Regions from separate parts of the Mus musculus genome. Here region 2 is linked to region 1. Evidence: chromatin loops called from intact Hi-C (ENCODE). Cell type or tissue: heart. All regions are shown on one strand. Links, peaks and the distances in the headings refer to the core of each region. The heading gives the core; the rest is flanking DNA.

Evidence for each region. Peaks named below come from ENCODE experiments on the same cell type or tissue, not always from the same donor. Only the 100,000 strongest peaks of a DNase experiment are listed, where the experiment ranks them.
Region 2: it touches region 1 in a loop (2.3-fold over the local background); 2 of 42 quality-filtered maps call a loop at or near these places.

What each region holds. Positions count from the first base shown.
Region 1 is chr9:70,651,466-70,664,096 of GRCm38, reverse strand. It overlaps Mindy2 (MINDY lysine 48 deubiquitinase 2), which reads left to right and starts at 6,923. Exons shown (of 9, transcript NM_172772.2): 1 at 6,923-7,824. The coding sequence starts at 7,051. Gm31872 (a long non-coding RNA gene) reads right to left here and starts at 6,426. Exons shown (of 3, transcript XR_379591.4): 1 at 5,885-6,426; 2 at 900-990. In heart, for the core only: a CTCF peak has its summit at 6,665; DNase peaks (open chromatin) are centred at 6,316, 6,826 and 7,656; H3K4me3 peaks cover 2,434 bases; H3K27ac peaks cover 1,720 bases.
Region 2 is chr9:70,841,371-70,854,001 of GRCm38, reverse strand. The region is part of intron 1 of Lipc (lipase, hepatic); the gene reads left to right. It also overlaps the pseudogene Gm3436. Among named protein-coding and RNA genes, the nearest start is that of Gm32017, 66 kb to the left of the region's middle. In heart, for the core only: CTCF peaks have their summits at 6,362 and 10,506 (motif pointing right); DNase peaks (open chromatin) are centred at 5,504 and 6,121; H3K4me3 peaks cover 724 bases; H3K27ac peaks cover 2,845 bases.

The DNA of each region.
Region 1 (12,631 bases), core at 2,133-10,132:
CCGTCAAGGACTTGAGTACCTATGAGTACCCTCCTGCCTGCAAAGCAAGCACTATCTACTGAGCCATTTTCCAGCCCTTGTCAGTACCTCATTGCCCAAACTAAGACTTATTCTAGACTTATTTTCCCCTATCCATCGCTCACTAACACCTCCAATAACTAACTACATGTAAATACAAAGGTGGGGCTAGAGAGATGGCTTAGCTTTTTTTTTTTTTTTTGGTTTTTCGAGACAGGGTTTCTCTGTACAGTCCTGGCTGTCTTGGAACTCACTTTGTAGATCAGGCTGGCCTTGAACTCAGAAATCCTCCTGCCTCTGCATCCCGAGTGCTGGGATTAAAGGCATGTGCCATCACTCCCCACGCCGGCTGATGGCTCAGTTTTTAAGAGCACTTGCTGTTCGTGCAGGTGACTCACATTCAGTTCCCAGCACCCACACGATGGCTCACAACTGCCTGTAACTCCCTTCTGGGGATCGAATCCCTTTTTCTGACCTCAGCAGTGACTAGGCACATACTCAGTGCTCATACATACATATAAGCAAAACACTCATATACATAAAATAAAAATAAATGAATCTTCCCCTCTCTCACTTTCTTTCTTCCCTGTTTGCTTGCTTCTCAAGACATGGTTTCTCTGTGTAGCCTTGGCTGTCCTAGAACTTACTTACTCTTTAGACCAGACTAACCTTGAACTCAAAGATCCACCTACCTCTGCCTCCCAAGTGCTGGGAATTAAAGGCATGCACCACTGCTAACCTGCAAGTATCCACATAGGATTTTCAAAAACTGATGAAAAGCCATTCTTTGACAAGCATGTCCCATTATTTTTGGCACTACTGTATGCTATGCTGGCTTACAAATCATTTAGTCATTCACCCAGTTTAATCATATAATTCACCTTTGCAGGTTTCCTTTTAGATCTAAGGAACCACACACGGTCTGAATTCTCTGACATCAGTGATAGTCTCAGCACCTCGTGACGTTCACTGCTGTAAAGCAACCAAATCCAGAAGCACATTCTTAATTGTTTAATGTCTCTAACTTTTTAAGAAAAAAAGCTCCACCTGAAAGCTCTAGAACAAAAAGAAGCAAATTCACCCAAGAGGGGTAGATGGCAGGAAATAATCAAACTCAGGGCTGAAATCAACCAAGTGGAAACAAAAAGAACTATACAAAGAATCAACCAAACCAGGAGCTGGTTCCTTGAGAAAATCAACAAAATAGATAAACCCTTAGCCAGGCTAACTAGAGGACACAGGAACAGTATCCTAATTAACAAAATCAGAAATGAAAAGGGAGATATAACAACAGAATCTGAGGAAATCCAAAAAATCATCAGATCCTACTACAAAAGCCTATACTCAACAAAACTGGAAAATCTGGATGAAATGGACAATATTCTAGACAGATACCAGGTACCAAAGTTAAATCAGGATCAGATAAATGATCTAAACAGTCCTATATCCCCTAAAGAAATAGAAACAGTCATTAATAGTTTCCAAAAAAAAAAAAAAAAAAAAAAAAAACCTCAGGCCCAGATGGGTTTAGTGCAGAGTTCTATCAGACCTTCAAAGAAGACCTAATACCAATTCTCCTCAAACTATTCCACAAGATAGAAACAGAAGGTACTCTACCCAACTCATTCTATGAAGCCACAATTACTCTGATACCTAAACCACATAAAGACCCAACAAAGAAAGCGAACTTCAGACCAATATCCCTTATGAATATCGATGCAAAAATACTCCATAAAATTTTTACAAACCGAATCCAAGAATACATCAAAATAATCATCCATCACGATCAAATAGGCTTCATCCCAGGGATGCAGGGATGATTTATTATACAGAAATCCATCAATGTAATCCACTATAAAAGCAAACTCAAAGAAAAAAACACATTATCATCTCATTAGATGCTGAGAAAGCATTTGACAAAATCCAACACCTCTTCATGATAAATGTCTTGGAAAGATCAGGAATTCAAGGCCCATACCTAAACATAGTAAAAGCAATATACAGCAAACCAGTAGCCAACATCAAACTAAATGGAGAAAAATTTGAAGCAATCCCACTAAAATCAGGGACTAGACAAGGCTGCCCACTCTCTCCCTACCTATTCAATATAGTACTTGAAGTCCTAGTCAGAGCAATTAGACAACAAAAGAAGATCAGAGGGATACAAATTGGAAAGGAAGAAGCGAAAATATTACTATTTTCAGATGATATGATAGTATATATAAGTGACCCCAAAAATTCCACCAGAGAACTCCAAAACCTGATAAACAACTTCAGCGAAGTAGCTGGATATGAAATTAATTCAAATAAATCAGTGGTTTTTCTCTACACAAAGGATAAAGAGGCTGAGAGAGAAATTAGGGAAACAATACCCTTCACAATAGTCACAAATAATATAAAATACCTTGGTGTGACTCTAACTAAGCAAGTGAAATATCTGTATGATAAGAACTTCAAGGCTCTGAAGAAAGAAATCAAAGAAGATCTCAGAAGATGGAAAAAATCTCCCATGCTCATGGATTGGCAGGATTAATATAGTAAAAATGGCCATCTTACCAAAAGCAACCTACAGATTCAATGCAATTCCCATCAAAATTCCAACTCAATTCTTCACAAGAGTTAGAAAGGGCATTTGCAAATTCATCTGGAAAAACAAAAAAACCTAGGATAGCAAAAAGTATTCTCAACAATAAAAGAACTTCTGGTGGAATCACCATCCCTGACCTCAAGCTGTATTACAGAGCAATTGTGATAAAAACTGCATGGTACTGGTTCAGTGACAGATAGGTAGATCAATGGAATAGAATTGAAGACCCAGAAATGAACCCACACACCTATGGTCACTTAATCTTTGGAAAAGGAGGTAAAGCCAGGCATGGTGGCACACTCCTTTAATCCCAGCACTCAGGAGGCAGAGGCAGGTGGATTTCTGAGTTCGAGGCCAGCCTGGTCTACAGAGTGAGTTCCAGGACAGCCAGGGCTACACAGAGAAACCCTGTTTCGAAAAACAAAAACGAGAGAGATAGAGAGAGAGAGAGAGAGAGAGAGAGAGAGAGAGAGAGAGAGAGGAGCATTGTCAATAAATGGTGCTGACTCAACTGGAGGTTAGCATGTAGAAGAATGAACGTTTTTATCTCCATTCTTATCTCCTTGTACAAAGCTAACTCCAAGTGGATCAAGGACCTCCACACTGAAACCAGAGACACTGAAACTTATAGAGGAGACAGTGGGAAAGAGCCTTGAACATATGGGCACAGAGGGAAAATTCCACAGAACACAAATGGCTTCTGCTGTAAGATCAAGAATTGACAAGTGGAACCTCATAAAATTGCAAAGCTTCTGTAAGGCCAAGGACACTGTCAATAGGACAAAAAGGCAACCAACAGAATGGGAAAAGATCTTTACCAATCCTACATCTGATAGAGGGCTAATATCCAATATATACAAAGAACTCAAGAAGTTAGGCTCCAGAGAACCAAATAACCCTATTAAAATGGGGTACAGAGCTAAACAAAGAATTTTCAACTGAGGAATATCGAATGGCTGAGAAGCACCTAAAAAAATGTTCAACATCCTTATTCATCAGGGAAATGCAAATTAAAACAACCCTGAGATTCCACCTCACATCAGTCAGAATGGCTAAGATCAAAAACTCAGGTGACAGCAGATGCTGGTGAGGATGTGGAGAAAGAGGAACATGCCTCCATTGCTGGTGGGATTGCAAGCTGGTACAACCACTCTGGAAATCAGTCTGGTGGCTCCTCAGAAAATTGGACATAGTACTACCAGAAGATCCAGCAATACCATTTCTGGGCATATACCCAGAAGATGCTCCAACATGTAATAAGGACACATGCTCCACTATGTTTATAGCAGCCTTATTTATAATAGCCAGAAGCTGGAAAGAACCCAGATGTCCCTCAACAGAGGAATGGACACAGAAAATGTGGTACATTTACACAATGGAGTACTACACAGCTATTAAAAGCAATGAATTTATGAAATTCTTAGGCAAATGGATGGATCTGGAGGATATCATCCTGAGTGAGGTAACCTAATCACAAAAGAACACACATGATGGTCACTCACTGATAAGTGGATTTAGCCCAAAAGCTTGGAATACCCAAGATACAGTTTGCAAAACACATGAAACTCAAGAAGGAAGACCAAAGTTGGATACTTCATTCCTTCTTAGAAGGGGGAACAAAATACCCATGGAAGGAGTTACAGAGACAAAGTCTGGAGAAGAGACTGAAAGAATGACCATCCAGAGACTGCCCCATCTGGGGATCCTTCCCATATACAACCACCAAATCCAAACACTATTGTGGATGCCAACAAGTGCTTGCTGACAGGAGCTGTCTCCTGAGAGGCTCTGCCAGTGACTGACAAATACAGAAGTGGATGCTCACAGGATCCCCAATGAAGGAGCTAGAGAAAGGACCCAAGGAGCTGAAGGGGTTTGTAGACCCATAGGAGGAACGATAATATGAACTAACCAGTACCCCCAGAGCTCCCTGGGACTAAACCACCAACCAAAGAAAACACATGGTGGGACTCATGGCTCCAGCTGCATATGTATCAGAGGATGGCCTAGTCAGTCATCAATGGGAGGAGAGGCCCTTGGTCCTGTGAAGGTTCTATGCCCCAGTATAGGGGAATGCCAGGGCCAGGAAGCAGGAGTGGGTGGGTTGGTGAGCAAGGGGAGGAGAGAGGGGATATGGGGTTTTCGGAGGGGAAACCAGGAAAGGAGATAACATTTGAAATGGAAATAAATAAAATATCTAATAAAAAAAGAAAAAGAAAAATCTCAATGGTGATGGCAGGAATTATTGCTTATGGATCAACATGAACTCCAAAATTCAACACTCAGAAAAAACTTTCCATTATCTTTTCTAACTTTTCCAGTTTTCAGGAATTGCCGATCTTGCTTGGCATGGTGGCACATGCCCTTAATTCTAGCACTTGGGAAGCAGAGGCAAGCAATTTTCTGAAAGTTTGAGTCCAGCCTGGCCTACATAACAACTTTCAGGCTAGCTACACTACATAGTGAGACCCAACCTCAATTGAAAGAAAGAAAGAAAGAAAGAAAGAAAGAAAGAAAGAAAGAAAGAAAGAGAGAGAGAGAGAGAGAGAGAGAGAGAGAGAGAGAGAAAGAAAGGGAGGAAGAAAGAAAGAAAGAAAGAAAGAAAGAAAGAAAGAAAGGAAGGAAGGAAGGAAGGAAGGAAGGAAGGAAGAAAGAAAGAAAGAAAGAAAGAAAGAAAGAAAGAAAGAAAGAAAGGAAGATAACTTCCAGTCTTAAAAACACAGCGTTCACATCTATAATCTCAAAATTGGAGTGGGAGAAAAAGTACAAGAGGATTGCTGTGAATTCCAGGTCAGTTAGTCTAAGACACAGGGTGAGACTCTCAAATTGGAAGAGAGGCAGAGCCAGCCAGGGCTACAAATTGAGACTCTGTCTCAAAAAACAAAAGTGAAATAAGATAAGCAAAGTAGTAGAGGGCTCTGTAGAGTGTTTGTCATACATGAATTGAGCCCCAGCCCTAAAAAAAAAAAAAAAAAAAAAAAAAAAAAAAAAAAAAGGAAAGGGGGGGGAAGAAAAGAAAGGAAGGGAGGAGAGAGTTGGAGGTGGGAAGAAAGAGGGAGAAGTCGAAGAGAGTGCCGAGAAAGAGATCATCATTTCTGAGAAGATAATAGTGATATTTTTAGTGTGAAACACAGTATTCAGTAACATGCTTGGTGCTAACACATGAATGAGCAAAATAATGCATTAATTTGTCTACTTTTCTAACCAGTAGCAGGACAGAAGTGTAACAATCCATGATGCACCATATATTTGTATACCTGATACTAAAGGAAGACCCACCTGTCTTGTTCATTTTTATATTCTCAGACAACTTTGAAGAGGGAAGGGTCCAGGAAAAAAAAAAAAAACAAAAAAAACAAAAAACCAAAAAACAAAAAAACCAAAAAAAAAAAAAAAAAAACACCCCACTTTTCCAGAGCAGGTTAGATGATCTATATCCACTCTTGCCAATAAATAAGTAAGTAAATAAATAGAAAAAAAAAGTTGCAGGCAACTCTGTCCATCCTCTATGCAGATGTCAAGCCCTGATGAGAAGTCAATTCTAATTTTAAAAGTCATTTTTTCGGGAAGCAGAAGCTTCCCACTCTGTGCAAAGAGAAGCCAAGTGAACAGAACCGCAAAGACTTGGCTTGCTTCAAACGCAAACTGATTTATTATTATTGGACCAAATTTACCCTCTCGCCTGGGGCGTAGGCCAATATCCACAACCTCATTGAACCTCCGGCAAGGCAAACCAGTAGCTGGTTGGGAGCGCAGCGATTCTCAGCCAAAACCCAGGGAGAGTTGTCCCTGTACTGCGCAGTCTTCCAAAAGCCTCCAACAGAACTCGCCTTTCAAATTTGCATTTCCTAAGAAATGCTTCCAATTCTCAACATTAAAAGCTAAAAAAAAAAAAAAAGAAAAGAAAAAGCCAGCTCTCCCGAGGCCTTCAGGGAATGGCTGTCTTCCAATGCTACTACCACTTTCGGGGTCCACCAGGCTCAAGCCCAAAGTAGACCACACTCCCTACAAGCCTCAGCCACTGCCTTTAAAGTAACCGCGCGCAGCGGGGATGCCCCGGAGTTCAACTTCCGGCAGCACACACAAGATTATTTTCCTAGTGGCGCTGCGGCTCTCCGAGCCGCGCCCCTGACCACGCCCTCAGCCACGCCCCTGGCCTCGCTCTGCCTTCCCTAGCCTGAACGCGCGGGAGGGGCGTGGCCTCGGGGGAGAAGCGCTCCCCGAGTGGGTCCGGGCGCTTCAACGAGCGCAGTCACGCGGAGGCACGCTCCGAGCGGGCGGGCGGGGGCACGCGCGCGCGCTCCCGCCGCCCTCTACGGTGACGTGCCTGGCCGAGGCCGCGCTAGGGCGCTGGAGCTGCTACAGAGCGGCTGTCATGGCGTCGGAGGCGCTTGCTGAGGAGAGCCGGCCGCGGTGTCTATAGGACCAGGGGCGGGCGGCCGGGGATGGAGAACAGCCCTGACAGCCCACAGCCTCTGGAACTAGGGGTGGCGGCCGGGCGAGTGTCGCCGCCGGAAGGGCGACGGCGCGGCGGGCGCGAGGCTGAGGATGGTCCCGCTGGACGCGCGGTGGACAGCGGCGGGCAGGGGGCGGCGGCGGCGGCAGCGCGGAGCAGCCTCGGGGACCCGACGTCCCCCTCGCAGCTCGGATGCGGCGCGGGCTCGGACTTGAAGGACGGCGCGTCGTCGAGCCCTGCCGCCTCGGAGGTGCCTTCAAGAGGGCAGCACAAGGTGACCGCCTCCCCGGAGCTGGCCGAGGCCGCGGCGGGCCGAGGGTCGGGGCCAGTGGGCGACACGGGCACCTGCAGGGTGGAGCAGGCGGCGGAAGAGCCCAGCAGCACCGGCGCCCCGAGCAGCAGCTGCAGCGAGCCGAGCCCCCCTGGGGACTCGCCCAGCTTGGACTCCCTGGAGTCTTTCTCCAACCTGCATTCTTTCCCCAGTAGCTCTGAGTTCAATAGTGAGGAGGGAGCAGAGACCAGGGTCCCCGAGGACGTGGAGGAGGGCGCGGCGGGGCCGCCCAGGGCTGCACCTCTATGCAAAGAGGAGGAGGAGGACCCGGCTCAGGTGCTAGCGGCCTCCAAAGAACGCTTTCCCGGACAGTCGGTGTATCACATCAAATGGATCCAGTGGAAAGAGGAGAACACGCCCATCATCACCCAGAATGAGAATGGACCCTGCCCTTTGCTGGCCATCCTCAATGTTTTGCTTCTCGCCTGGAAGGTACACTCTGCAGCTTTCTACTTCCTACAGCTTGTGGGGTGGGGAGGGGCAAAATGGGGTGAGGAAACTGCTGTTTGTCAGCTGATGGCTTCCTTCCATTCATCAGACTCCTCCTTTTTTTTTTTTTTTTTTTTTGAGACAAGGTTTGTCTGTGTAGCTTAAACTGTCCTCGAACAGTTTAAGATCTTAATGCTACAGCCTCTAGAGTGCTAGGTTTACAGACATGCACCCCTATATCTAACAGTCTCTTATTACATGAAATTAATTCCAGGATTTCTTTATTGAAAGATTATTCATGTGGCAACATGTCAGGAAGAATTGCCCCCAACTTAAGGTCTTTTTTGTATTAAAAATTCAACATTCGGTTAAAGGTTGTAACTGATGGTTTACCTATAAACAAGCAGAATCCAGAGCACCCTGCACTTACATCTTCTGAGTATTTTTAGCTATATTTGCCTATATTATTCCTTACTGACATTATTACATATGCAAAACAGTGAAAATTGGAAACAGTGATTGATCTTCAGTTACTATCAATCTTATATTATGGAGTAAGTTTTAATGATTTTATCTGCGTGTTTTCTGGAAAAGGCTGTTTGTCCCACTGTGGTGTGGATGCATGAAAGAACAGTGATGGGAAAGATACAACTTTTTAGACAAATTCCATTTAAGGAAAAGCATTGGTCTGAGCCTACTTACCATAAATTACTTGTTTCCAAAGACAGTATTTTCATCTTGTGTATGATTTTTTGTTTTTGTTTTTACTTTCCTTGTTTCTTTGACTCTACTTCAAAGGTTTGGCATTTTTACTAGTAACTGTACATTAGAATGTTTGTTAAGGAAGCTAAAACTATTAACAACTAAAATAAGGAATGATAAATCTAAGGTCTTGGAGAACAGGAAGGGAAGGGCAAGTGTATTGAGGCCTCAGAATATAGTGTCATATTTAAGCTTGCAGTATCTGGGTTTTGAGAGGATGCATCTCAGCACCTGTTTTCAAATTGATGATTCCACTTATAGTTAAAATGCTCCCTAGAAGAAGAATAGTTTGAATTATGCTAACCAGTTATGAAGAACTATGATGGATAGTGAGGGAGAGATTCCAACACCAAATCTTGCAGCACTAAGTTGGGTATCCGGGGCTCCTGATGGAATCATCTGGGTTCCAGTCATCTGGATTAGTCTGTTAAGAAGTAAGCATGCATGCTAATGAGTTGGAAGATTATTTTGATTAACCTCTGCTTAAAGCATTCGAGGGCTTTTCTAGCAGAGAGTTCCAAACTTTTCCACATTCTTCCCACAAACCAGTTCAAGATGTCTAAGAGTTACATTGTCAGGTTTATCATTGCAAAGGCTCCATTCCTGAGTACCAGTTTTCTGGCATAGTTACTTTTCTCAGTGCTGTAACAAAATACCTGACAAAAGCAACTTAAGGTAGGGTTTATTTTCGCTCACAGTTTGAGGGTACAGACCATTAGTCGGGGAAGCCATGGAAGCTGGCACTTGAGACCACTGGTCACATTGCATTCATAGTCAGGGAGCAGAGAGACGACTGCTCAGTTTGATTCCTCCTTTTTATTTAGTCCAAGCCTGCAGCCCATGGAATGGTGCCACCCACATTCACAGTAGGCGGAGCAGTCACCATGGCCTGGATTACTTTGAGGATATATGAGCCTTGAATTGACTCTGAAAGGCAGATCCCAATTGTGTGACCACATGTTTGGGTTCTGGCTTTGTGGAAGACATTATACATGCAAAGACAGTAGAGTGCATCAGCCCTTCAGTAGCTCAGTATATGGTAAAGAGGCAGACATAAGGAGTAATTGTAGAGCGACATGAACAGGGCTCATAGTCTAAGGAAGTAAAAAATTATGTGGTGGTTGGGGGGGGGGCTGGGGATGGGGATCTCAGGGGAAGGCTTCAGAGATGAGAAAGGCAATCAGCTCTGAAGATAGAATGAGATGAGGCCTCTGAACAAAAGGGTGCATTTGAAGAAAGATCAGAGAGAGCTTGAAATGCAGTGGAGAGGAGAAAGAAAGGGTCATAACAAGAAGTAAATTTGATGGGTTTGGTTTGTCTGTGAAAAGTATCCACACTAATGAATTTGAAGATTATCTTGAAATCTGTGGTTCCCAGTCCCTTTTCTGCCTGTAGGCTATTTATGCCAACAAAAATCAGTCATCATTAATGATTGATAGGGTGATGAACGAGATAAGCAATGTCAGGTAGTATTCTCAAGGTGAGCCGGGTTTTCTGGAGGTCAAAACTGTTTTCCTAATAATACAAAAATGTTATTTGCCTTTTGGAAGTCAAAAGAGATTTCCAGGTTCTTTGATGGATGAGTGATGATTGAGGTTAAAAAGGAGAACAGAAGGGCATCTGCTATACACAACACATAGAAAGAAAGATTTGTCAGGTTATAATGTCTAAGAACTAGCTTCTGTGTGTGCATATGCATGTGTGTGTGTGTGTGTGTGTGTGAGCACACTCGCTTGCTCGCTCACTAGCACTCACTCATTCATGCATGTGTGTAGTGAGTGCACAAGCCCTCACCTATGTAGGTATGGAGACCAGAGGTCGGGGTTTTTTCTGTATTACTCTCATTGTTTCTTGTTTGAGGATTTTTGGAGACAGGGTCTCTCAATTGAACTTGTTCTTTCGGTTAGACTGGCTGGCCAGTCAGCCCTGGATTTTCCTGTTCTACTTCTCCACCCCTCAGTTCTGAGGTTACAGAAGCATGACACTGCAACCCAGTTTTGACATGGGTGCTGGGGACCTAAACTCAGGTGCACTGTTTCCACTAAGCCATTGGCCCAGCCCCAAGTTTCTTCATTTTTCAAGTTACTTTTCATAATTAGCATATACTGTACAAAATAATGAGTCTCACTATGACATTTGCATACATGCAAAATAATGTATTTTGATCATATTCATCTTTTCACATGATATAAATTATATAGAAAATGGATTTGATTATAACATTTTTGTTTTGTTTTTGAGACAGTCTCATATCACAGGCTGGGCTCCAGCTTACTGTGCAGCTGGTTTTTTTAAACTTCTGATTCTCCTGCCTCAACCTCCCAAGTACTAGAATTATAAGCATATGCCACCATTCTCAGCTTGTGTGATTCTAGGGTTTGTGATTCTAGGGTTAAGCAGGACTTCATGTATGCTAGGCAGGCACCTGTCAACTGAGCTACATCTTCAGCCCTTATTTTTCAAACATGTTTGTAGTGTGCTTTGATCATCCTCACCTGATTCTAAGGGCTACCTTCTTCTTCTCAGTGTGCAAGCGTACTTTGCCTGCATGTGTATCTGTGTACTACATGCATACCTAGGAAGCTAGAAAGGGGTACCAGAGGTCCTGGAACTGGAGTTATTGGCAGATGTGAGGCACCTGTGTGTGCTTAGTATTGTATCTAGGTCCTCAGGAAGAGTAGCCAGTGTTCTTAACCGCTGAGTTGTCTCTCTACACTTGAGGGTTGGTTTCCTGGTTTACAAAGAGAGCTTATAAATGAGCAAGAGAAAAGCTAAGCAATGTCATGACAAAAGGAGGAAAAATCAACAGCAAGAAACTTAAAGTTGAAATGGACATTTCCTGTTTTATCACCTTGAAGTCAAGTTCCATGTGTGTGAGCATCTTTCCATCAGTGACTGTTTGCTATGGCTCTCCCTCCCTTTTTATGCCATCTCTTGGAAGTCCCATGTGTTTTCCACAAATACCCCGTTCCTTTCTGACTTACTCTGCCCCATCCCACTCCAAACCTGTAGAAGAACTACAGTCTCACTAATTTTTTTCATGCTCTCTTTTCCTCAAGTAAGCATAAAACTCTTTTGAGGTTTTCCAAGTGTGTTTATTGCTTATAAAAAGGGAAAAACAGATGGTGAGCCAAAGATTCTATCTGAGCCTCTGCCTACTCTGTTTTAAATATAGATCTTGTAAAAAGAAATTAAAACCTTCACACAGTGGTGGGACCTCATTTACATGAAAGGTTCGAGGGGTGGTTCTGGGGCTTCCTTTCCCAGTTCCTCCCAAAAATTAGAAGGAATATATGTCTCTGGACTTGTGAGTAAAGCAGATGAGAGCAGTATGGCCCTGCCCGGGTGATGCCTGATGTCAGGGATGACTGCGCCCATCTCCTCTGCTCTGATAGTGTTCTGTCAATGAACAAGCCTTCCTTTCCCTTTTCCTTGCATGCCTGTGCAGGGCCGAGTAAAGGACATTTGACTTTTAAATGCATTTGGTACCCACAAACTAGGCCTTCGAATATAGTAACTTTTTGTTTCTACTTTTGTTTTGGTTTTGTTTGTTTGTTTTAAAATGGGGTATTGCTATTTGAACTCTCAATTCTCTGTATTCAGCCTCTTGAGTGCTGGAATTAACAGGTGCACAGCAGCATACCTGGCTTAAAGGCAACTTTGATATTGTCCCACTTTTTAAAAAATAAGATACTTCCATGTATCTTTTCTGTTTGGAGGGGATGCTGCTTTTCATGTATGTATGCATGTGTAACACATGTATGCCTGGTGCTGGTTATGGCCAGAAGATGGCCTCAGAGTTCTTGGAACTGGACTTACATATGGTTGTGAGTGCTGGGAATGGAATTCAAGTAAGTGCCCTTAGCCGCTGAGACACCTCTTTAGCCACTTTACTTTCTGCTTTTTAACAATTATTTTTATTTTATGTGTATGATTGTTTTGTCTATATGTCTGTCTTTGTACCATGTGTGTGCCTGTACCTTCAAAGTCCAGAAAGCATCAGATCCTCTGGGATTAGAGTTATAGTTGGTTGTAAACTGTCATGTGG
Region 2 (12,631 bases), core at 2,668-10,667, 190 kb before region 1:
CCAGGTGGTGGCCGGAGTCATCAGTCCCTTCCTACAGGGCCTACAGAGGATGACTTCTGCCAGGCTGTAGCTCTGGGATCCTGTGCGCTTTCTAGCTTCCACTGGATCTCGAGCACTCTCGTCCCACAAAACAGGTGGAGTGGGCGGGAGTCTTGCAGACCAAGAGAGGCAGCAGAGACTCCTTCAGCAGAGGTAGGGCCAGGGAAAAGAAGATTCTGGCCTTATCTGTGACTCTGACAAGGGGCCTGGGGTGTTTGGTGAGCTTTGGTGATGCTAAGGAAGCAGGGCTGGAGCCGACCCTCTGGGCTCTGAGGCTTCTGCAGTCTGTGGCCTTGCCACCAGTGGTGGAAATAAAATCTCCCATCTTCACTGAGTTCCAAGTGGCTGTTGTCAGGAGGGGCTGCATGGAGGGCAAGCTTGCCAGATGGTGAGCCAGGTATCCTGGGAGTGTCTTTATAGGCAGGAGAGGGCAGAGGCAGCTCTGTGAAGGCCAAATCCTCCTCCAAGGCAGCCTTGCGTCGGTGTAGAGATGGAACTGTGGGAACAGCTACTTCCTGGCCTGGTATCTGCTTATCAGAACAGCTCAGTAGGGTCGGAATTTACGCTGGGCCCGCATCAGTTCAATCCTCTGCTTGTCCTCCTCAAACTTCTTTCGCAGCTGTGCCAGGTGCTCCATCTTGGTCTCTCGGTGCTGCCAGGCATAGAAGTTGAGCAGCTCCTTGCGGGCACGCTTCCGTTTCTCCTTCTCCAGAACACGCAGGCTGGCGGCTTCCGTCTGAGGGAGCATTGGCCTGCAGCCCCGGCGGGTGACCTTCACCCAGCCCTCCTCGTCAGGGACTCCCTCCTCCTCCTTGGCCTTAGCCTCCTCCTCAGCTATCTTCTTGTCATAGGCCTCCATGAATGCGTCTACTTCCATTCTCAGGGCCTCAGGGTCCAGCACGGAGTCTTCATAGTCGCTGATCCACTTGTGAATTCCGCTCTTCACAAGGTGGCTCTCTGTAGAAACCAGCAATAGGCCCTTCAGGTTCAAGGCGGCCGACACTCCACTTGGCTTCTGGAACACCACATAAGCTACCTGAAAGCCCGGCACCGGCTTGGGATGGAAAAACTGTGACTTTGGCTCCGTGGGGCTCTCGGCAAGGTCGGGCTTCTCCTGCAGCTCCACTGTCTTGATGGTGCCGCAACAGGAGAGGCACCAAAACAGGCTCTCCTGTGTGCAGTACGGGGGCACATTAAGGATAAAAAAGGTTCGATCGGGAGGCCATGTGGACTGGGTGCCTTGGCAAACTCGGTGCTGTCTCATGTAGAGGTAATGAGGAGCCTGCTGCTTTGCCGAGAACTTGACTGGAACAGCTGAATACCCCGGTGGGCTCGGTATGCTCTCCTCGTGGCCGCCAGCCTTCTGTTTCTTCCTGCGAGACACCATCTTGGCCAACTGGGAGCGCAGAGACCCTAGTTTGTTTTCTATCATTGTTGTTTTACTTTTGGTTTTTGAGCCAGGGTGTCACTTTGTTGCCCAGATGAATCTCAGATTTCTTGATTGTGGGATCCTCTTGCCTCAACCTCCTGAATACTAGGACTACAGGCACACAACACTGTCCCAGCCATTTAACCCTGTGCCCTGTTTCTCATGACCTGCAGCAAGTGAATGCAAACTCAGAGGTGCCACTCTGAAACACAATAAGAGACACCTATCCAGACAAAGGACGCGCGTCACTGCAGGAGGCGTGGGAGAGGGTAACCACCCTTCCTCTGACGAACATAGCATAAGAACACTTGTGCCAGCAGCGGACCTCACACACCACAGTGGCAGTGGAGATTGCACTCAAGCCTAGTGACATCATGCACACTACTCACTGTGTGCTGTGTCTGTGGTGCTGCTGGAGTAAACAGACCTGCTGTGATGGCAGTCATAGAGCACCTAGACCCCCCACACTCAATAATGATGATATACGACCCCGTGACTGCTTTGTTTGTTTGCTGAGCCATATTTTTATTGTTCCTAGTATACTTCTATTTATGGGAAAAAAAGTGCTAAAAAACAAAGCCACGTCGAGCAGGCAGAATCTCTCACACTTCCTGTTCACTGGACCTCTTGATTGCATCACTTTTCTTGGTGGGATTTAATCTTAACTTGTTTTGTGCATCATGGCTTTGGGAAAACACACACACATACACACACCATGTAACCTAGGTATATTAGTAGGCTCTACTGCAATCTATGTGTCCAGGAGCTCTGTCCACACTGAAGAATCACCTAATGATGCAGTTGCTCGGTTCATATCCCCGTTGCTAAGCAACACATGAGCTGTACTTCAGTGTACCAGCTCTGGCAGGCCACACCTCATTTCTTCTTCTCAATAGCCACACCTGGGAGATATTATCACTGAATTCATCTGGGGCACGGATAGCTTCAGAGACTCCCCAAGGTCACTGAGCCAGTGACTGAGAGAGTCAACACTAGACCCCAAAGCTCCAGGCTCCACAAATTTCCTCTGCCTTACAGGAAATGGGACAAAATGGAAATTAAGTGGTCATCTGTGACCTGGCATAATTATGATGTATCCTTCAGTCTTCTCCTCTATTCCTTATCTGTTTTCCCTTCCCCCACTGGGGAAAGGAGATTACATAACTAGCTTTCCTAGGCCAGACCCTGCTTCAAAGCAATGGGAGCAATGATTCAATGGGGGAGGGGTCTACCATGGGTGGTCTTCAGGCATCAGAGTAGATGCTGCTCAATAGTGAATGATAAACATCATGGCTCCAGGAGCTGGGTCACAGGCAGGCTCTGGTATGAGAGATAGTGGTCTAGCTGGCAGGACCCATGTATCCAGAAGGACAAGGGCATCACTTCTTTAGTTAAGGATAGATTAGAGACAACAGACAGCCAACATTATATATTGAGTGATTTACAAGTCCAGATCATCTAAAAATCCCACTCCCAGGAAGGCCTCCAGAAACATATTATTCTGGGATGTAGAGAAAGGTTTATGATCCAATGAACGCGGTAATTTGGGCATCCAGGTGGCTGAGGCAGGTGGACCATGAGTTTGGGCCCAGTATAGGCTGCATAGCAAGACAAAACAAGAGGGGATGGGGGTGGGATTACATCAGGGGTTGTTTACATTTGGTCACAATGCTTGTAGCTTAAGCTACTGCAATAGTTACATGGACAGTCCCTGAGGCCTTCAAAAAAAGGTGATGTCAAGAAGTGTCCAAGCCAGTATACATTTCAAAATCAAAATTCTAATCTAAATACATGCACGTACACTGAAGGTCATATAACACATACATCTTTTAGTTTTTAACTGATGTGTGTGTGTGTGTGTGTGTGTGGCTGCATGCATCTATATGCATGTGTGTGCAGGTGACTGAGAAGGCCAGAAGGCATCTTCTGAAACTGGAGTCACAGACAGTTGTAAGCCACCTGATGTGGTTACTGGTATCCCAATCCAGGTCCCCCACAAAAGCAGTAAACACTCTGAGTCCTGGAATTAAGGATGTGCCCACCACACCCTGTACCTTTTAAAAATGGGAAGAAATCATTAATAATGATTTTTCTTGGACCGTGAGATTGAAGATAATTTTTCCCACATTTTTTATTTGATATTTTCTTCATTTACATTTCAAATGCTATCCCAAAAGTCCCCTATAACCTCCCCCGGCCCCGTTCCCTACCCACTCACTCTCACTTCTTGGCCATGGCGTTTCCCTGTACTGGGGCATATAAAGTTTGCTAGACCAAGGGGTCTCTCTTCCCAGTGATGGCTGACTAGGCCATCTTCTGCTACATATGCAGCTAGAGACACGAGCTCTGGGGGTACTGGTTAGTTCACATTGTTGTTCCACCTATAAGGTTGCAGACCCCTTCAGCTCTTGGGTACTTTCTCTAGCTCCTATATTGGGGGCCCTTGTGTCCCATCCTATAGATGACTGTGAGCATCCACTTCTGTATTTGCCAGGCACTGGCAAAGCCTCACAGGAGACAGCTATATCAGGGTCCCTTCAGCAAAATCTTGCTGGCATATGCAATAGTGTCTGCATTTGGTGGCTGATTATGGGATGGACCCCCAAGTGGGGCAGTCTCTGGATGGTCCATCCTTTCATCTTAGCTCCAAACTTTGTCTCTGCAACTCCTTCCATGGATATTTTATTCCGTATCCTAGGGAGGAATGAAGTATCCACGTGTTGGTCTTCTTTCTTGATTTCCTTGTGTTTTAGAAGTTGTATCTTGGGTATTCTAGGTTTCTGGGCTAATATCCACTTATCAGTGAGTGCATATCAAGTGACTTCTTTTGTGATTGGGTTACCTCACTCAGGATGATATCCTCCAGATACATCCATTTGCCCAAGAATTTCATAAATTCATTGTTTTTAATAGCTGAGTAGTACTCCATTGTGTAAATGTACCATATTTTCTGTATCCATTCCTCTTTTGAGGGACATCTGGGTTCTTCCAGCTTCTGGCTATTATAAATAGGGCTGCTATCAACATAGTAGAGCATGTGTCCTTATTACCAGTTGGAACATCTTCTGGGTATATGTCCAGGAGAGGATCTAGCAGTAGTACTATGTCTGAAGATAATTTTGGTTATTTCTCCTTATATTTTAAGGAAGGTTTCTCCCCCATTTTAAAAGTTTTCCACAATAAATCTTTAGTCCTTTTGAAATTAAGGTTTAAAACTAAATGGTTTTTAGTTTTAAGTTTTGCCTTGTTTTATTTGCTTTCTAAAAGAGTCAGAAGCCAGGACACAAGTTAAAAAACAAGCTATGTTAGGAGGGAATGACCAGGGCAAACTGGGTGTGCCAATCTGTTTGGGAATCCCACAGGGATCAAAGCCAGGGAAATGACATCTCTAGGTCCCTATCTTTTAAGGTGACCAGACTTTTTATGGAGTCCCAGACTTGTGGCACCCATCTTAAAGTGGCCTCTTTATGATGTTGGAGACCCAGCTGCAGGAGAAGCATCCTACTCTCTGGCTCTGAGTATATACTGGAGGCCACAAGCAGAGGGAAGAAAGATGAAATCCTGGTCCCTGTCCTTATGGTCAATGTAAGCAAGCTAGGCAGTCTTGACAAGATGACCTGCCACAGTGAGGGTCATTTTATAAACGTGGAACAAACAACACTCCACCTTTCAGCTCCTTTAAGGCAAGCAAAACACCAAAAATTAAATTAAATAGAATAAAAATATGGAGAAAGGGAAACGCAAAGCATCATGGGAAAAGCAAAACTCCCATCTCAAAGGCTGTTCCACTTTCTGCAGCCCCCTGCTACAGAGGAGCGCAATTGTTCATTGGGCACGGACCCAGGTTCCACACACCACACTCAGAATCAAGGAGTTCGTTTAACCAGCACTGAATAGATTACAGTTCCTCTGAAATCCCACATCCCTTTCTGCCAAGAAGCTGTTTTGCAAGCTGACACTCCCTTGATGTGAATCTGTAGCCCGCCCACTTCACTGAGAAAACAATTTTAGATCAACCCTGTTCTAGACACTTGCTCCCAAGGACAAGCTGGCAGAGATTGTGCGGGCTTCAACCTTTCTGAGCTCTTTGATGATCAGAAACGAGGAACAATACTAGAACAAGTGTTATTAATACAAATAGTCTCAACAATCTTCAAAGTGGATCCCGGGCTCCCTAGGAGGCAGGGCTCACTCAGAGCTGGCCTCTTTTGCCCTGACTCCTATTAGATGGCTAACTCCCAGAAGAAGAAAAAAAAAAAAAACAAATAGTCCTCAGAACAATGGAGGGAAGTGCTAAAAACCAAAGGTGAGGAAAGAAAAGGAAAAGGAAGTCGATAAACGGAAAAGAGAACCGAGGACTCAAAAACCAACTGCAGTTAGCATGAGCCTTGTTTGAAAACAAGAAAAGAATAAGGTTCTCTAGCAAAGCAGCCCTCGGAAAGAAACCCCCTTAATTCACTCTCCTAGAGTTAAGAACCCAGAAAGACCCCCAAGGCAGCTGGAGCCTCAGCCTTGGCTCCGCCCACAGCAGCCTCTGCACTGGGATCCTCCCGGAATCCCTACCCTAGGCATAGCTTCATGGCTCTAGGGTGTGGCAGGTGGGGCTTTCTGTTTCCAAACCTCCGAGTCATTTTCTTCTGGGTAAACAAACATCTCCTCTGGCTTTGCCAACCTCACCCTGCCAGAAAGTCATCGTGCTAAATTAGTAGTGTTTCAATCAAGTCTGTGACAAGCTGGTGACAGATTGGGAGAGGGTGAGTGAAGCAATCAGATGTTGTTATGGGAAAGAGGCAGAGGAGAGAAGAATAACAGGGGCTTAGCAAACATGCTTGTCCGAGTGGCCCGGCTACCAGCTGAACACAGAGAGTGTGGCGCCTGTTTGTGGTTGGAACAAGCGGCTTAGCCTTCCGAGCCGCTGCTGCTGTGGACCTGTTAAAGCTGGGTGGCCTCCATTTCGTTGTACTCTAAATAATACAAATTTCAATAAAACAAGTAAGAGGCTGGGTGATAGAGAACGCTTTTAGATCCAGCACCTCGGAGGCAGGGGCAGGTAGATCTCTGAGTTTATGGTCAGTCTGGCCTTACATATCAAGTTCTAGCTCAGCCAGGGCTACATAGTGAGACCCTGTCTCAAACAAAAAAGATAGAAAAAAAAAAGAAAAGAAAAGAAAAAAAAACTAAAACTAAAACAATTATGAGGAGCTTCCACAAAACTGGAAATAGTGTTGATGCTGCAAGAAGTGTTTCCTTGACTTTGGTTAGTTAGTTAGTTAGTTAGTTAGTTAGTTAGTTGAGTTGTTTGTTCATTTGTGAGTTGGTTGGTTGCTTTTTGGTTTTGGTTTCTCTGAGATCAGGTCTTCTGTGGCAAAGACTGGCTTTAAACTCTTAAGTGGCCAAGAATGACCTCGAACTTCTGATCCCCCTGCCTCTTGAGTGCTTTACTTTCACATGTGAGCCACGGTGGCCAGGTTTATGTGCTGCTGGGAATAGAACCCAGGGCTCCATCCATGTTAGGAAGTGCTCTACCAACTGAGCTTCGACCCCGCACTAGAAATGGAGTTTCCTATTGTTTCAACAAGTGTTACATTCTGCTCTAATTTGCCCTCACTTCAAGAACAAGAGAGTAAGACAGAGAGGTAGGAAGGGCAACTATCTGGCTCAGTAAATAAAAGAAGTTAATGGACAAACACGCACTGTGTATTTGTTTCTAAAGTCTCTGTAACGAAATGCAAATTAAAACAGGAAGAAACACTTGAGGCTGCGATGTATGTGTTTGGTGGAACCTAACTATTGAAAGATACAAGTTCTTATGGGTTTCCTATTTTAAAATTTTATTAACTTTATTTTATGTGTGAGTGTGTCTGTGGAGGGCATCCGAAGGTATTAGATTCCGTAGAACTAGAGTGAGCCACTGTGTGGGTGCTGGGAATCAAACCCAGGTCTTCTGAAAGTATAAAAGGTGCTCTTAACTGCAGAGCCATCTTTCTAACCCTTTCTCTTTAAATCTCTCATTCACCCAGCAAATACTGAACACTAGCTATGGTGTCAGGACACACTCATACCTTTAACATGTGCCTCTCTGGGTAGACCTTCATCAGAATCAAACTTTATCGGTGTGAAGTAAAAGTGATCTATATGTACTATATAAATACAGTCCATAAAGGGAAATTCAGAGCCAGATGGGCAATGTACCTTTCTGAGTGTCAAATAGTGGGTTTCTGGGAGAGTCTGAGTGAGGTCTGAATAAGAATGGCGAGGTAGGGTTAAACTGGAAGATATTTTGGAGACAAAAATGAACAGGCGTTGAAAACTGATTCAAAGTTTGACAAGGGAGGAATGGGATCAAGAATACCTGAAGTTTGAGGCTTCGGGTGTCAATCACTAAGCTGAAGAAAGATAGCATGAGGAGGTGGCCCCAAGGGGGAATAAAATATGTCAGGTGCTGTGGGCCCTTTCTGTAGAGCGGCTGGCATTGCTGTAGGCTCGCCAGTATCTCGTCCCTCTCCTTCCCAGTGCTTTTCCACATGCATGTGGCACGTCTATCTTCTTTGTCACCTGTCCGTGCCTTGCTGGCACCAAGCTAGGCTTTAAGAACCAACTCAGCACCGACCAACTTACAGCTGACTCCGCAGCAATGGGGTTTTCTGTGCATCTCTGTTTGAACTTTAAAGATGTTCCTGGGGAGTCTTCCAGCTTTTATTATTTCCTGGGAAATGTTTTCAAGCCCCGGGCAACAAGCAACACAGGACAGCGACCTTGAGAGATGAGAAATAAAGACAAAGCACTCTGATTCTTTTTCAGTTTGCTGCCTGAAGGGGGTTCCCAGCCCACCAGCCTCTCCCTTTGGAGAGAGAGGCAGAGCTTAGAGTTCAGACAGGAGAAAGGCAGCGCTGACAGAGGAAGGAGTTTCAGAGAGGTGCAGAGTGTTCCTGGAGTCTTCAGCCCAGTAGAGATTGGTGAGGAAGCACTGGAATAGATAGACCTGACTATTCACAAGGTTTATCACCTCAGGACCGGGGACCATGAGTCCCAAGCTAAAGCCATTCTGGTCCCACATAACAAAGTTTGAAAGGCTCAAATCATTTCCAAGTAAAGTAACTGTACCCAGAAATAATATTTAGAACATTCAACAATGTCCAAGACCAAGAAGAGAAAATTCAGAGTGTGGTGTCTAAACAGAAATTACATTAAAAAAAAAAAGAAGAAGAAGAAGAAGGCAAAACCCCACAATTAAAAGAAAGGTCAGTCAACTTGAACAACACTAGAAATGATAATAATAACAAAATTGGTGAGCAAGAACATAAAGAGGTTTTGTGTGGTGTTCTTTTGAGATATTATGTAGCATAGGCTAGCCTCAAACTTCTTATGGAGACAAGAATGATCTTGAACTTCTAATACCCCTGCCTCTACCTCCCAAGTTCTGTGTGTGGTTTCATATACCACCGGGCCGACTTTTATGTAGTGCTGGGAGTGGAGTTTAGGGCCTCAGTGGTGTTGGGCAAGTTCTCTACCAACTGAGCAGCAGACCCAAGGCAAGAGTCCCAAGAAGTATGTTCCATCTCTTTGAGATCAAGAACCTGCGGGAAGGAGTGTGGATGCTAAGCAGAAATGTGGGAGCAACTTAAAACACCTAAGTACTGCTCCTAGAAAACAAGACATTGGGCAGGTTAACAACAGACCGGACACAGGAGAAGAGAAGATTGGTGGACCTGCTGCCATCACAGCAGAAAATATCCAGTGAAACACAGAGCAGAATAAACCAACAGCACTGGGAGAAGGCCCAAGAGGCCTTGTGTGTATTAACTAGAAAAGAAAGGGTAGGGACTGAGATATGATTGAAGAAAAGGTGACTGAAATGTCTAAGTATAATAATAATAATAATAATAATAATAATAATAATAATAATAATAAAGAAGGCTACTGAAACCCAAAATCCTTAATGATTCCCGAGCATGGGAAGTAACAAAAAATAAATAAACCAAGTCATAGCACAAGCAAAATGCCTGACAAGACATACACACACACACACACACACACACACACACACACACACACACACATACACACACCACACACACACACACACACATACACACACACCACACACACACACACACACACATACACACACACACATACACACACACATACACACACACACATACACACACACATACACACACACACACACACACACACACACACACACATAAAGCCACATAACATACAGGTAACCCAGAAAAGAATCCCACAGATACATTTTTATTGAGACATTGTGCTGTTTGTTACATATGTGAGAAAATAAATATGGACGCCGTTCCTCCATTTTCGAGACAGTTTTGAACTGTAGAATTGGAGGGCAGCTGACTAAAAAGGGTTAATGCCACCCCTAAAATCAAGTAACTTAAGAACAATTTGGTCCTCTTGAGATTTCCATTAAGATATTGTCCCATGGGTCTGCAATAGTCTTCCATCTAAGGCGAGTTTGTCCCCAGATTCCAAACAGCAATACTTATGCCATTCAATAATGAATGCATTATGACAGCCAACTATCCGAGCCACCTCTATCCATCACTAATTCTCCCTTCAACAACTGTATGGTGTGCACACATGTGTGTGCAGGTGTGCCCACACATGTATGTTCGCACGTGTGTGGAGGCCAGAGGTAAATCTCAGGCGTCTCCCTCCTCTGCTCTCCACTTTAACTTTTGAAACAAGGCCTCTCACTGAACCTGGAGCTCACTGAACCAGGAGCTCACTGATGCTGCTGGACTGGCTACCCAGCAAGCTTCAGGAGTCTCTCTGCTCTCCCAGTGCTGGGTTACAGATGTGTTCCATGGTGCTTAGGTCCTGGGGACTCCAATTCAGGTCCTAATGCTTGTGTGGCACTCGAGCACTTTGCCCACTGAGCCATCGCCTTTCTGCCTCATCTCATTCTTATTACTTACTAAGCAAACTTCCCCAATTATTCTGTTATGTTTATGAGTGTTTGCCTTCGTATATATGTTCACCCCATGCATGCAGGGCCCATGGAAGCCAGAAGAGGGCACTGGACACCTTAAACTGCAGTTTAAGGTAGTGAGTTTCCAAGTGGGTACTGGAAACCAAACCCCAGTCTTCTGCAAAAGCAGCCAGTGCTCTTAATCACTGAGCCATCTCTCCAATTCTCTTCCCTTTCTTTTCTGCCTGTTGGGCACAGCAGGGCTCTTGGTTCTTACAGAGATCTGTCCTCTACACTGCATAGCGCTGCATGCTAAGCTCACCAATGTTCTGTTAGTCTAGTCTTATCAAAACCTCCCATAGCCTCACCTTGAAGGGTATAAAGCCCTGAACCTCTTAAGTAACTAGGCACACACACACACACACACACACACACACAGCAAACCCTTTTACAGGTCTCACAAGAATTTAAATTTAAGGCTAAAAGTTCCAGTGTCAAAAACTGCTGCCTATGGGAATTGTGGGTATTTGAAGCTCTGCCTACAGTTCAGGAAACACCCTTTGTGGGTGAGCTCCCTTCCCACACAGATGGAAGAGTGAGGATATAACCCTGGAAGTAGCGCATAGGGAAGTGGAAATGCGACTGGAAGGATCCTTCCACTGCCGTTACACACAGTCCACCCAGGCACTGTTTTCTGTCAAATCTCATGAAATAAGGATATAGAAGGCAGCCCTAAGAGATCCGGACAGGAAGCCTGCAGGCTTAGTGACAAGCACCTCAGCGCCCAGCAACAGAAGAGGAGGAGGAGGAGGAGGAGGAGGAGGAGGAGGAGGAGGAGGAGGAGGAGGAGGAAACAGACCTGCAGAGACTGGATAACTCAAATGAGGTCAGATGACTAGCTAGTGGCAAGTGAGTCCTGAGCCCAGGTCTTCTAACTCCAGGATGAAAGTACCTTCATTATGCCTGCCTCTTCTCTTTTGGCATCAGGAAAAGAAACAGACACCAACTTCCTGATGATGACTCATGCTCAGGGTTTCCCAACAACAATGTTACTGAGATGCGAGGCTGCATCACTCTTTAGTGGAAGGGGAGGCCTGTTCTTAGCATGACCTCAGACCTCTGCCCACTAGAAGCAAATAGCACTCCACATGCCCCCACCCCTAAGTGTTTAACAACTGAAAAGTACTTCCAGAAATAGCTGGCATGTGGCTCAGTGGGTAGAGTGCTTGCCTAGCATGAACAAAGCACTGGGCTCTAGCTCCAGCGCTGTATAAATAGGGCGTGTTCTTGCAAACCTGTAATCCAACACTCTAAGGTAGATAGATGCAGGAGGATTAGAAGTTGATGGTTACCTTCTGCTATATAGCAAGTTTGAAGCCAGACTGAGAAACTCAAAACCCTGTCTCCAAAATAATAATATTAATTTTTAAGTCCTCAGATAATGCTATGAAAGCAACCAGGATAGTAAGGAAGAAACAAACGCCCCCATCTGGGTGAAACTGGTTTGAGTGTGAGCTCCTGTTCTGGAGATGATTCTAGTTCATTTGGAGGTTAATGATGGGGCAGAGCAGACAGGAAGTGAGTCGTTAAAGGAACCTCACTGCCAGGCATAGGAAGGTTGATTCCAGAGAATGCTGTCCAGGAATCTGAGAGAGCACAGTGAAGAGGTTGGCTCTGTTGTACAAAGGAACAAAGTCAGAAAAGGAACTTGTCTTTTTGCCACCAGTCTGGGCCCAGGGAACTCAGCAGCAGGAAAGGAAGAAATGTAAAGCCCAGGCCATGATCTAAAAAGCCCTCTCTTTTCAGCCCATCTCTCAGCCTGCTCCATCTATGACTGCTGCACCCACCGCCCCACCCTAGCCACTCTGAAGGTGTTGGTGCCGGAAGGCAGCCTAGGACTCACCAATGCGGCAAGGTTCAGGCTGTATACATACAACATCTTACATGAGCATCACAAGGTGTTGGGTAAAACAGCCAGACACAAAAGACCTACTGTGTGACTCTATTGACACAAAGTTGAAGAACAGAAGAAACACATTCCCATTGATAGGAGGAAGTGGTGGTTTTGGGTGCTGGTATTGCTAGAGACGACTGAGGGCATCCTCTGGGTATGGAGACCTCTGTCGCGATCCTGAAGGAGGCTTGTGAATGGGTAGAAATCCACAGAGCTATACATTTAGGATGGTCATACCTTCCTGTATGTTTCTATAAATAAGCTCTAT